Regions from separate parts of the Homo sapiens genome. Here region 1 is linked to region 2. A link is a contact called in ENCODE Hi-C or POLR2A ChIA-PET data. All regions are on one chromosome and are shown on one strand. The core of a region is the stretch at or near the end of the contact, and the rest is flanking DNA. Distances in the headings are between cores, read along the strand shown. Region 1 overlaps CDC14A (cell division cycle 14A). Region 2 holds the start of AGL (amylo-alpha-1,6-glucosidase and 4-alpha-glucanotransferase).

Evidence for each region. Hi-C counts contacts between places; a loop is a spot of excess contacts on that map. ChIA-PET counts read pairs that join two places held with the same protein, here RNA polymerase II (POLR2A). Pooled maps may share reads with other maps.
Region 1: a loop to region 2 is called in a pooled map, with 2.8 times the contacts of the local background. The contact joins the enhancer-like site here to the promoter of AGL in region 2. A Hi-C loop is called at or near these places in 3 of 50 pooled maps. POLR2A ChIA-PET finds 5 or more read pairs at or near these places in 3 of 52 experiments (B cell, Caco-2 and OCI-LY7).

What each region holds. Positions count from the first base shown.
Region 1 is chr1:100,396,645-100,402,450 of GRCh38, forward strand. The region is part of intron 4 of CDC14A (cell division cycle 14A); the gene reads left to right. Among named protein-coding and RNA genes, the nearest start is that of CDC14A, 47 kb to the left of the region's middle. Within about 2 kb of position 3,892, at least 12 of the 41 ENCODE cell types and tissues checked have a DNase peak (open chromatin) inside an H3K27ac peak, as active enhancers do; they include B cell, where a contact is called at or near this core.
Region 2 is chr1:99,848,400-99,854,185 of GRCh38, forward strand. It overlaps AGL (amylo-alpha-1,6-glucosidase and 4-alpha-glucanotransferase), which reads left to right and starts at 1,962. Exons shown (of 34, transcript NM_000642.3): 1 at 1,962-2,016; 2 at 2,576-2,725. The coding sequence starts at 2,644. RefSeq lists enhancers at 1,108-2,082, 1,283-1,432, 2,083-3,056 and a silencer at 1,613-1,932.

The DNA of each region.
Region 1 (5,806 bases), core at 2,642-5,141, 550 kb after region 2:
TTTAAAAAATAAACTTGTATTTTCCCAATTTTTTTGTGGTAAAATATACGTAACATGAAACTTGCTGTCTTAACCATTTTAAAATGTACAGCTCAGTGGCATTAACTACTTTTCAACTGTTGTGCCACAAACACCATGGCTTACTTTTGAGTGTGCCATCTTGTGGCACTTTTGGTTTCTCTGTTAGATAATGACTTCAAGTATTTCACAGCTTTTGTGTTTCTATTTCCTTATATCTAAGTGGGGGGAGACTTTTTATGCTTTCTCTCATAGAGCTGTCATAAGGATCAAAAAGGAGATAAAATATAGACCAAGCTTGTTTAACCTGCGGCTGGCTTTGAATGTGGCCTAACACAAATTCATAAACGTTCTTAAAACATTATGAGATTTTTTTTTTTTTTAAAGCTCATCAGCTATCCTTAGTGTTAGTGTATTTTATGTGTGGCCCAAGACAATTCTTCTTCTTCCAATGTGGCCCAGGGAAGCTAAATGATTAGACACCCTGATATAGACCATCATGTTCAGTGATCTTAAAGCCAGGGTTGCTGGAATGATGTGGGCACTGGAGACCACAGTGACACTTAGCAGATGCTAGGCACCCATTTTAGGGATGCCTCTACTAGTAGAGCATCTCTTCACCCCCTGCATTGTGACATTGTGCTCCTTGAGATGGAAGGCTCAGATTTAAGAAGAGACCAGCTTTGTCAGAAAGGTGTTTCCCTTCCAGGGCAACACTCAGTGCAGTTTTGAAGTTAGGATGTTTAGATCATTGTAGCATCTAAAACACTCTGATATGAGTTTGAAAAAGATGGCTTTTTAAAATTATGAGTATGAATTAATTAGGTTCTTGCCATGTGCTTAAAGACCAAGTCTTCACTAGTACCTGTGTTACTATATTGTTTTCAGTTTTGCAGGCCTAGGTCAAGGAGAATTTGGATCAGGTCACCGTGACTGAAGAATTGGAAAATAATATGTATGAGAAGATGTTAAAATAAGTGTGACTGTATAGCTTAGAAAATTAAGTTCAGAGTTAAAGAAATACAGTTTTTTTTTCTGTTATGTGGAGGATGCTTAAACAGAGGTGGTAGCCACATTATATACTTTCCTTACCCACTTGTTAAGTCTTTGCATTGCTAAATTAGAGGTCTACATTGTGGATTAACTGAGACTAGCCTGAACCAGATGTCATGTCTGAATTGGGAATAACAAGCCTGAGGTTTTTAGACTGTCTAACCATGTCTGTGTTGGCTATTTATTTTGTAGACTACACTTAAGACCTAAGTAGTTATACTCTACTGCTAAGTCTGTGACTAATTGCAAAGAAGCCATTCTCCATTTGGCTTAGTGGTTGTGAGCAATGACTTTAACATAGCCACAGGCTCACTGGGCTTTGAATCCAATTGTTAGTTGTATGCCCTGAGCAAGTTAACTTATCCAAACTCCTGTTTTTTTCATCTTTAAAATAGGCATAATAATACCCTATTTTACTTGCGGTGAGGACTGAAGGAGGTCATTTATATAAAGGTGTCATCGGTGCAGTGTCTGACGTTGTATGCACTTAGGAATGTCTGGTGGCCCTGGCAGGGAAGCTGTGTGGCCTTCCACAAAGTTTTCTGACCCAGTCTCCTACTTCCTATCACTCACTTTTGTGCGTAGACCCTTTGGGCTACCTCCCTGATGATCGGACAGCTACTTCCCCTCTTTCTGTCTGCCCATCTTCCTCTTGTCCATCATATTTTTCACTTAAATACTTCCTTGGCTCAGTAACAACACTCATATGGTTGTTAATCTGATTATTGCTTAGTATAATTCACTGGAAGGTAGGAGTATATTTCTCTCCAAGGATGTTATTTTAAGGGAATATTTTGTTTAAACCAAATGAATTTGTGAGATCTGTAGTCAGGTATTCATTAGTTCAGTAAATCTTTGTTTAGCTACTATGAGCCCTTCCTAGCACTATGGTAGGTTCTAGGGAATAAAATATATATACATATAAACAATGCCTAGCTTAAAATGTGGGACAGGTGAGCAATAAACAATTGTTTAAAGCGGGCAATAGGTACAATTGGGTAAATATGAATTTATCTAACAAATGTTTTTTTGAGGTATTTTCATGTAACAGGCCTTGTTCCTGGAGTTGAGGATACTAAGGTGAATGACTCCCTGCCTGTTGGTGTGGGTGTGGAGGGCTGGGTTCAGACCTGGAGAGAGGGGAGGTTCCAAGATGGTCAATCCCAGCAGGCCAGGTTGCTGAGGAACCATCAGACAGGGAGAATAGCATGAAGGTGATGATGCTTTTTCTGGTGGTAGGGGAGTGAAGGGAGGCTGGAAGAAAACTAGTTATTTTAAATTTTTAATTTAATTTTATTTTAAATGTCCGTTTTGAAAAGGGGATAATCTAATGAGAAGATAGGGGTGTTTTTTTCCCTTACAATTAAAAAAACTTTAAAAAGTGGAGTAACCACATTGTAGAAGAAATGTGGAAAAATTCTCTCGCAGTTCTAAACCTGAATTATTTATTAGGTGTGATTGCAGTGTAGTTTTTTGAGCCTTTTAAAATTTAGCCTATGTATGTTTTGCCATTTTGCTATTCAGGTGACCAAATAATATTTCATTTAGAGAGAATACCATTGTTTAACATTTTAGATTTCTTTCAAAATTTTTTATAATGTAACACATCTCTTTCTATATTATAAGTGTTTCTTTTCGTGGATTTTTGTCTTTAGAGTGCCAGAAATAGGGTAAATAATTTTAAATTTCAGAGTTTTTAAGACTCTTGGAGCATATTGCTATACTTAAGCAAGTTTATACTAAATTTGGTATTATGTGAAATCTCCAATTTCATGTAAACTTTGCATATTGGGTATGAACATTACAGTTTTAGAAATTTAATTGGTGAAAAATGCTACCTCATTGTTTTAGTAATCATTTTTTTGATTAATGAGGTTGATTATTCTCATGTTTTTATTTATAGATTTATTAACTGTTTGAAAACTTTGTGTTTTTATATTTGTTTCCTATATTTAGACCATTTTAGAGTGGATAAGTGCTATTAGCCTCCATTAAAAAAGTAAGTTAGCCAGGTACAGTGGTGGGAGCCTGTAGACCCAGCTACCTGGAGACTGAGGCTGGAGGATTGCTTGAGGCCAGGAGTTTGAGGTTGCAGTGAGCTGTGATCACACCACTGCACTCCAGCCCAGACCCTGACTCAAAAAAAAAAAAAAGATGAAGTCATTTTATCTGTGTCTATTTGTTTCAATAGATACAGACTACTAGAAATCATGCCCATCAGTCCAAGTTTCTGTAAAAAATTAGGAAGTCCATAGACCTTTCCTGCTGTTACTCATTAGAATGTCAGAATGCTCTATTAAATACTTCTGTATACCTGAATATAAATGTGCTTAATTGGAACTGCTGATAATGGACCTATTGATTTTTGAACATTAAGCCGTCTGCTGAGTATACAGAAATTTTAACAGAACAGTATTATTTAAAAGTGGTTACAGTGTGTGTGTTTAAATCATTGGACACTGATATACCCAGACAATTAACTGTGATTTTGTTTTTGTTTTTATTGTTTGGACCAAGTATATTATTTTGCTTATATTTTGACTCACAATTCTGTAAATTCTGATTTCAGAACTACTTTACATTGACATTAAAAAACTGTAGATTAAATAAATGTCATTTAAAATGTAGGTAAAATTATCAAAAAGTTGGTTCAAAATAATAAAGGCATTTACTTTAAATATTTATTGAACCAATAATATATTAGATGTCAGCTACTAGTGTTCTGTCATCCTTCTCTGTGGCTTGTTGGTAAATCTAACGGCAGTGTTTGCTTCTGCTTATAGAAGTTAGTGGAGAGGAAGGGAGGGGAGGCACATGGCTGGGGCTGGGCAATTTCCTGTTTGCAGTTCCTTCCTTTTGTAGTTTGATAGGCAACTCTTTTGTGATGTTGCCTGTAAATGGGCCAGTCTTTTATCTTTGTAGGCTTGTATTTTTGGTGGCTTTGAAACAGATCAGGCTCCTTAAACTCATACAGCATTTTCAATTTCAGACTCTTTGAGACTGGACATTCTGTTAGCCTTCTGCATATGGGTAGAGCAGTGTCACCTCTTAACTTTTCTTGCCTGTTTCATTTAGCTGTGGGCGAGGAAAATTAGCTGTTTGCTTTTCATTACTGGAAGATTTATCAAGTTAAGGTGCATCAATCTTTTCAGTTTTTTTTTCTTTTTTTCTTTTGGCATCCTGATAATAAACTTCCTTTGTGTTGTAAATAAGCTCTCAAATTTATATACACATACACAGCTGCACACACAGGCATACATACTCACTGCATTTAGTACTATATATTTAGTAGGGATGCACTGTGTATGCTTACAGTAATTTACTCACAAATTTCTGAATCTTATCAGTAGCTTTGGAATAACATATACTTTCTGTGTGAAGAAGCTAACATCCATTTGTTTCATTTTAGGTTGGTGCAAAAGTAATTGCGGTTTTTGCTACTTCAAACAATATATACTGAATTAAGGGGATGTACTTTTTTTTAGCACTTGAAATTATTTATTTACCAGTTTATTATCTCTCCCTTTAAGGGAAAGGACTTTGTCTTATTTTCCACAATAGCCCCAGTATCTAGAACAATGTCTGACACATCCTAAGCGTTCAATAAGTGTTTGTGAAATGAATGACTGTTTAATTGATAAATAAGTCTTGGTTGACTTCCACAGTTTTGTGGAAGTTTAATATGGAGTAATTTAAAACCTGTGATGTGCTTAAAGATAAATTATGAAGTCGGTACTAATTGTAAAAATAACAGCAAGAATCAGTGTTGCAAAGCATTAACTAATTTTCTTAAAGTTACTGAGTAAAACAAAGTGTGTTATATAGAACTGAAATGGGCTTTGTTAATACTGTACATACAAACATTTGAAATTAATATTGTGGATAATAATGTTAATTTTACTCTCAGCATTGTTTCTGTTTTTCTCAATAGGTGAAACTACTTATTTATACATATAAGTATTTGCTACTAAGTGTCAACGATTTTTTTAACAGCCATCCTTGCAGTCTCAGGATAATTTCCAGTTAAGAATTAATTCATGGGGCCGGCCACGGTGGCTCATGCCTGTAATCCCAGCACTTTGGGAGGCCAAGGTGGGCGGATCACCTGAGGTCGGGAGTTCGAGACCAGCCTGACCAACAGGGAGAAACCCCGTCTGTACTAAAAACACAAAATTAGCCAGGCATGGTGGCACATGCCTGTAATCTCAGCTACTCAGGAGGCTGAGGCAGGAGAATCACTTGAACCCGGGAGGCGGAGGTTGTGGTGAGCCGAGATCGCGCCATTGCACTCCAGCCTGGGCAACAAGAGCAGAACTCCATTAAAAAAAAAAAAGAAGTAATTCATATGCTTGAAAGAGGAATACTAGAAAATTTTTAATTAGAGTTGGATCTTGAAAATTTTTAGCTGCATGCATTCATTATGAAAAAAAAAAAAATCGGAAAGGAGGTACTCAAAGCCCTGAAGACATTATCCATTATCAGAGTGTGACTTGAAATTGTTTGCCGTGCCTGATATGAGAGCATGTTCTGTACATGTCTACCTAGGCTTCACCTGGCATTTACCCGAGTGAGGACTATCAGTGTTCCATTTTATACAAATATCTGAACAGAGCAGGCTCACATTTAGACGTATTCCCCATGCAGAGCTACAGGCTTCCAATCAATGAGATGTTTACTAGAATATATACAGAAACTGAAGGTAATTCTTTAAATTTTTTGAAAAATGAGGTTATTT
Region 2 (5,786 bases), core at 712-3,211:
AAATAGTCCAGAATTCAGCAACTACACCACCTGCTATACCACCTCCCCCCCATCACCCCCAACCCCCCGACACAGAGAAAACACACACAAGTCACTTTCTCTTGCTTGAATAACTAAAATAGCTTTCTAACTGGTCTCCTTGCTTCCTTCCTTGCTACACTCTACAGTTTATTCAACTATTTCCCATAAAGTTGCGGAGCGATCCTTTTAAAAGGTCAATCAGATTATGTCACTCCTCTGTTCAAAATCTCCATGGCTTTTTTTCCAAAGTTTAAAAGCCCAAGTCCTTGCAATGGCCTACAAAGCCTTAAAAGATCTGGTCACCCGTCTGTGCTCCTGATCCCTTCTCCTGCCCCATCTGTCTGTCCTAATCTCTTACCACTCTCTTCTTCACTCAGCTATGGTGATCTTCTTCGGTTCACCAAGTATGCTCCTGCCTCATGGCCTTTGTACTTCCTATACCTCTACATGTAACCCTCTACCTTAGACTTCTTCTTTCTCGCAGTTTGGCATCACTTTACTGAACGTTATATTTAGAAATGCAAACCTCTCTCTGCTTACTCTTCCACACTTCCCCCTTCCTATTATATATAGGATATAACATATCCTTCTTATTATATAGGATATATTATATCCTGTATAATTTATTTAATTTATCTGTCTCCCACCAATAAAATGTAGGAGTTCCTTGAGGGCAGTGACTGTTTTATTGCTGCATTCCCAGCACCTTATGTGCCTGGCAAATAGTAGGGGCCAGAAAATGAGCTGTGGGTTCCCAAAGTCAGTTACGGACCATTTGCAACTAGCCATTCTCAGAAATCTACAGAAATAAACAAATACTTCAGTATGGGGTTTTTTTTTTTAACTTATATCCTCTTTGGACCTACAGTCATTCCACAATAAAGAATGCAAGAATCTTCTCCACACGCCACAAGTCTTAGTTAACCAAATCTTCTGTCCATTTTCTCATAACCATTAGGAGCCCTCCAAAAGCCCTGGAAGATGGGTTTTCCTTTACCCTCAGGCATTAAATCTCCTTAAGCATCTGCAAAAAGTTCTGAGTTACTGGCCTAACATAAGTGCAGCTTAATCTCAGACGATCTCCGGGTCTATCTAGTGTACATGAGGTACACCCGGACACCGTTAAGTATCAGTGGTGTTTGCACTCTCGATGGTTTGCAGACTGGCCACACCTTACCTACTGGGTCTGCATTCAGGAACATGTGTCCTGTCTGTTAGCACTAGAAGTGATGGACACGTGTTGGCTGGAATGTCAAGGCTGTAGCCAGGCCCCTTATTTTAGACACTTAGAAATCAGGACTCTGAGAACTTAGGCCAAGTAAAAATTATCAAAACAAAGAAACAAAACACGTGGTGGCACAAAAGACACCAGAAGCCAGGTCGTTTGCCCCTCACCATTCAGCCCTTCCCAGCAAAAGATCCTACTGTGCAGCTCAACCTAGCTCGCAGCCGGTACCGCGGGATTTTAATGTGCAACTGTGAGCTCGCAGGCTGTTAAAGGAAGGCCGCGCCTTGGCCGGTGCACCTTCCCCAGGGCAAGGAGAAAGCGCCGCTCCCGGCCTCAGCCGCAGCAGGCTCCAGGTCCCCCGGCCCGGAGCCGACTGAGACGGTGCGGTGCCCACGCTCTCGCGAGACTAGCGGTCGGGGCGGGCGGGTCGAGCCTCCCGGAAGTGGGCCAGAGGTACGGTCCGCTCCCACCTGGGGCGAGTGCGCGCACGGCCAGGTTGGGTACCGGGTGCGCCCAGGAACCCGCGCGAGGCGAAGTCGCTGAGACTCTGCCTGCTTCTCACCCAGCTGCCTCGGCGCTGCCCCGGTCGCTCGCCGCCCCTCCCTTTGCCCTTCACGGCGCCCGGCCCTCCTTGGGCTGCGGCTTCTGTGCGAGGCTGGGCAGCCAGCCCTTCCCCTTCTGTTTCTCCCCGTCCCCTCCCCCCGACCGTAGCACCAGAGTCGCGGGTCCTGCAGTGCCCCAGAAGCCGCACGTATAACTCCCTCGGCGTAAGTGCTAGGAATGCCGCTGGCCTCGCGGGGAAACGCATTCTTTCTATCTATAGCTCGCTCTGTACATCTTCTGTCTACGGCAGCTATTCCAGAGGCAACAACTGCTTCCCTCTGTTCTCATCTCCCCATTGGTGGCTGGCGACCCGAATTTGGGAATGGGGAGATTGCCCACCTGTTATCTTTGAGCAGACTAATCTCTTGTAAGCAGAAGTGCCATTCGGAGTCTCCAGAGCCCTGTGGCTTGGGGCTGGGAATGTCCCCCTGACTTCAGGCTTTCCTAAGTGTATTGCTTTTCTCTGAGAATGGTCTAGGTTTTTAATTTTTTAATTGTAAGAATCTGTAATACAGCATTTTTATTTCGGTCTTATTCGTTGTGCTCAAAGGCAGGAAACAACTATTAATTTGCCTTCTCGAATCTTAATAGTTATAAGATTCATTCTCTTTCATTGCTCTGCTAGGCATAAAACACACTTCGAACATGTAAGTGCCGCTGTCAGCTCTGGAGAGTTTAAGGCAATAGTTATTTTCGATATTTTAACTCCTTTTTGTTTCATAGGGGTAACTCATTCGACTGTGGAGTTCTTTTAATTCTTATGAAAGATTTCAAATCCTCTAGAAGCCAAAATGGGACACAGTAAACAGATTCGAATTTTACTTCTGAACGAAATGGAGAAACTGGAAAAGACCCTCTTCAGACTTGAACAAGGTCAGTAGCAAGTTGTTTTGATTTGCTCATTTGCGTCTTTTAAACTTTTAATTCATTGGCAGTCCTGTTAAATGTTTTAAAGCTCTAAGATAAATATTATTTCCAAGGGTCTAAAACTTGATTTGTGCAAAGATGGTGCTGTGTTCTCCATATATCACTAATTAATGTTGATTTGAATTAAAAATATTTTATATCCCTCGTGTTAGGATAAGGATAAAATAGTTCTCTTTTCTCTGCGTACTAATTCCCACTTAAGATTGAAGTTAAATATATGATCAGAAGATTGCCCATATTATTTCTAATAACATTTACTATTAAAACTTGGTAAATTACTTCATATGTAATTTTGCTTTGGGTATGCATGTAGTTTTGCCTTTGTATAACTGTCTCTTTTCCTTTGTTGAACCTTTGAATTGACAAAATAGATTGCAGCAAAAAGTATAGTAAACTATTGTTTATGTATATCAAAAACTTCTCAAATGTGGAGTAGGTAAAAGCTGAAAATATTTTCTTAGCAAATAAAAAGTGCAATAACTCATCTGGTTATGTTGAACTATATATAGTTGATCTGTATTTAAAAGATCAAATTACTTTTCTACAAGGCTAGTTAATAGATGTTTTATTTTCTTAGCCTTTGTAATTTTTCAACATTGAAGAAGTGTAATATATGAAAAATCCAGTCCCCCTTATTAATGTACCAAATGGATGTTGCTAGTCATAAACATTTCAAAGGAATTTTTAAATTTCGCTAATGTTTTAAGAATTAAATTTTTGAAAAAAATTTCACACATACAATGTGATATCTTCATGCCAAATCCGCGCCTTTTTCCAACTTTGGCATTTAAAATCACTGAGTACCTACTCCATTTTTGGCTTTCCTGACTCTGCACTTTTCTGGTTTTGATTTTTTTTTCCCCCTCCCCTGTTGCATATTCTTGTCAACTTGGTGTCTCTTACTAGGCTCTCTTCCTTTCACTTTTTAATTAATTATGGGTATCTGCTAGGAATTCTTTTTCTGTTCTCCTTCAAAGAATTAGTTACACAGTCTCATGGCCTCAACTGTTGCCTCTGTGCTAATGACTACTTTTGGAGGAAAAGCCTTGAGCTTTCTTCTTCTTGGAAGCTTTCAGCATTTGATGACGGGTAGATCTAGAGCCAGAATTCTCCTGGCTCTGCTGCTAACAAGCTGACTTGGGGCAAGTTACATTAATTCTGAGCATTCATTTCTTTTTTTTTTTTTTTTTTTTTCCTTTTCTCTTTTTCTGAGACAGGGTCTTACTCTGTTGCCCAAGCTGAGTGTTGTGGCATGATCATGGCTCAGTGCTGCCTCAACTTCCTGGGCTCAAGCAGTTCTCCTGCCTCAGCCTCCCAAGTAGCTGGGACTGCAGGCATACATCACTATGCCCCGCTAATTTTTTTTTTTTTTTTTTTTGTAGAAACTGGGTCTCACTATGTTGCCCAGGTTGATATTGAACTCCTGGACTCAAGCAACCCTCCCTCTTTGGCCTCTGAAAGTACTGGGATTACAAGCATAAGCCACCGGGCATGGCCCCAATTCTGAGCATTAATTTATTTATTGGTGAGATGAAAGTGGTAATTTCTGTTCTTCTACCTTTCTAGGTTTTGAGACTCAAAATTAATAATACATGAATTTTTTGTGATAAAGCCCTAAATAAATATAAGGCATTGATATGAATCACTCCATGTATTCCCACCCTGGACCTTGGCTTCAACCTGATATTATGCAATAGAATAGTATTAGGATAGCTCAACTTGGATATGCTTAAATCTAGCATGTCCAAAAATATCCCCTGCCCATTCTCGATCCTTTATTTCTCAGCTTCCCTGTTTATTTCGTGGCATCTCCATTTTTATAGTTCCCAGGGTAGAAACCTTATATTCTTTGATGATTTCTTCTCTTTTCCTGCAGTCTCTTTTTAAGCTTGCAGTTTCTTTCCAAATATCTCTGATTGCCTGTCTATTCTGTATGGCTGAATATAGATGCCAGAATAATCTTATGCAGTCTCTTCCCTTTGTTATTAAGTGGTATGTATAAAATCAAATTTAAATACCTCTGTCTGACTTCTAAGACATTCTGTAATGAGACTACACCTTCCTTAGCCAAGATTGTATCTCATTCTCCATCATTAATGTCATAGATCTTTACAGTTGCCCAAGTCATTCCTGTTAATTCCCTTCTCAGCAGGTTTTCTCATGCCTGTCCTTATACCCGTACTCCCATCAGATTCCTTTATATCTGTTAAATCTCATTTACTGTCAGTCTATGTGTTGCCTAAGTTTCAACTTTCAGCTAGAATATCACCTCCTTTGTGAAGTCTTTCCCTAATTTTTCACTGTCTGCTTCCTTTGATTTCCAATTACACAATGAGCACAGAACTATTAAGTGCTGAATAATGAAGCAGTGTCTAAAGGCTTGTTAGTCTTACAGTGTCAGACTAGGGTTTAAAATCTGTGAGAATTGATGAGGGCAGGTGACTCACACTTGTAATCTCAGTGCTTTGGGAGGCTGAGGCTGGAGGACCACTTGAGGCCAGGAGTTCATGGTCAGCCTGGACAACATAGTAAGACTTTATCTCCACAAAAAAGAAACAAAATTAGCTGGGCATGATGGTGCTTGCCTGTGGTCCCCAGCTACCTAGGAGGTTGAGGCTGGAGGATCTCTTGAGCCCAGGAGTTAAAGGCTGTAGTGAGCTATGATCCCACCATTGCACTCCAGCCTGGGTGACAGAGTGAGACCCTGTCTTTAAAAAACAAAAATAAAGGGCCGGGCGCAGTGGCTCACACCTATAATCCCAGCACTTTGGGAGGCCGAGGCATGTGGGTCACCCCAGGTCAGGATTTTGAGACCATCCAGCCTGATCAACATGGTGAAACCCCTTCTCTACTAAAAATACAAAAATTAGCCAGGCGTGGTGGCGCATGCCTATAATCCCAGCTACCTGGGAGGCTGAGGCAGGAGAATCGCTTGAACCTGGGATGCAGAGGTTGCAGTGAGCTGAGATCACACCATTGCACTCCAGCCTGGGCAACAAGAGCAAAA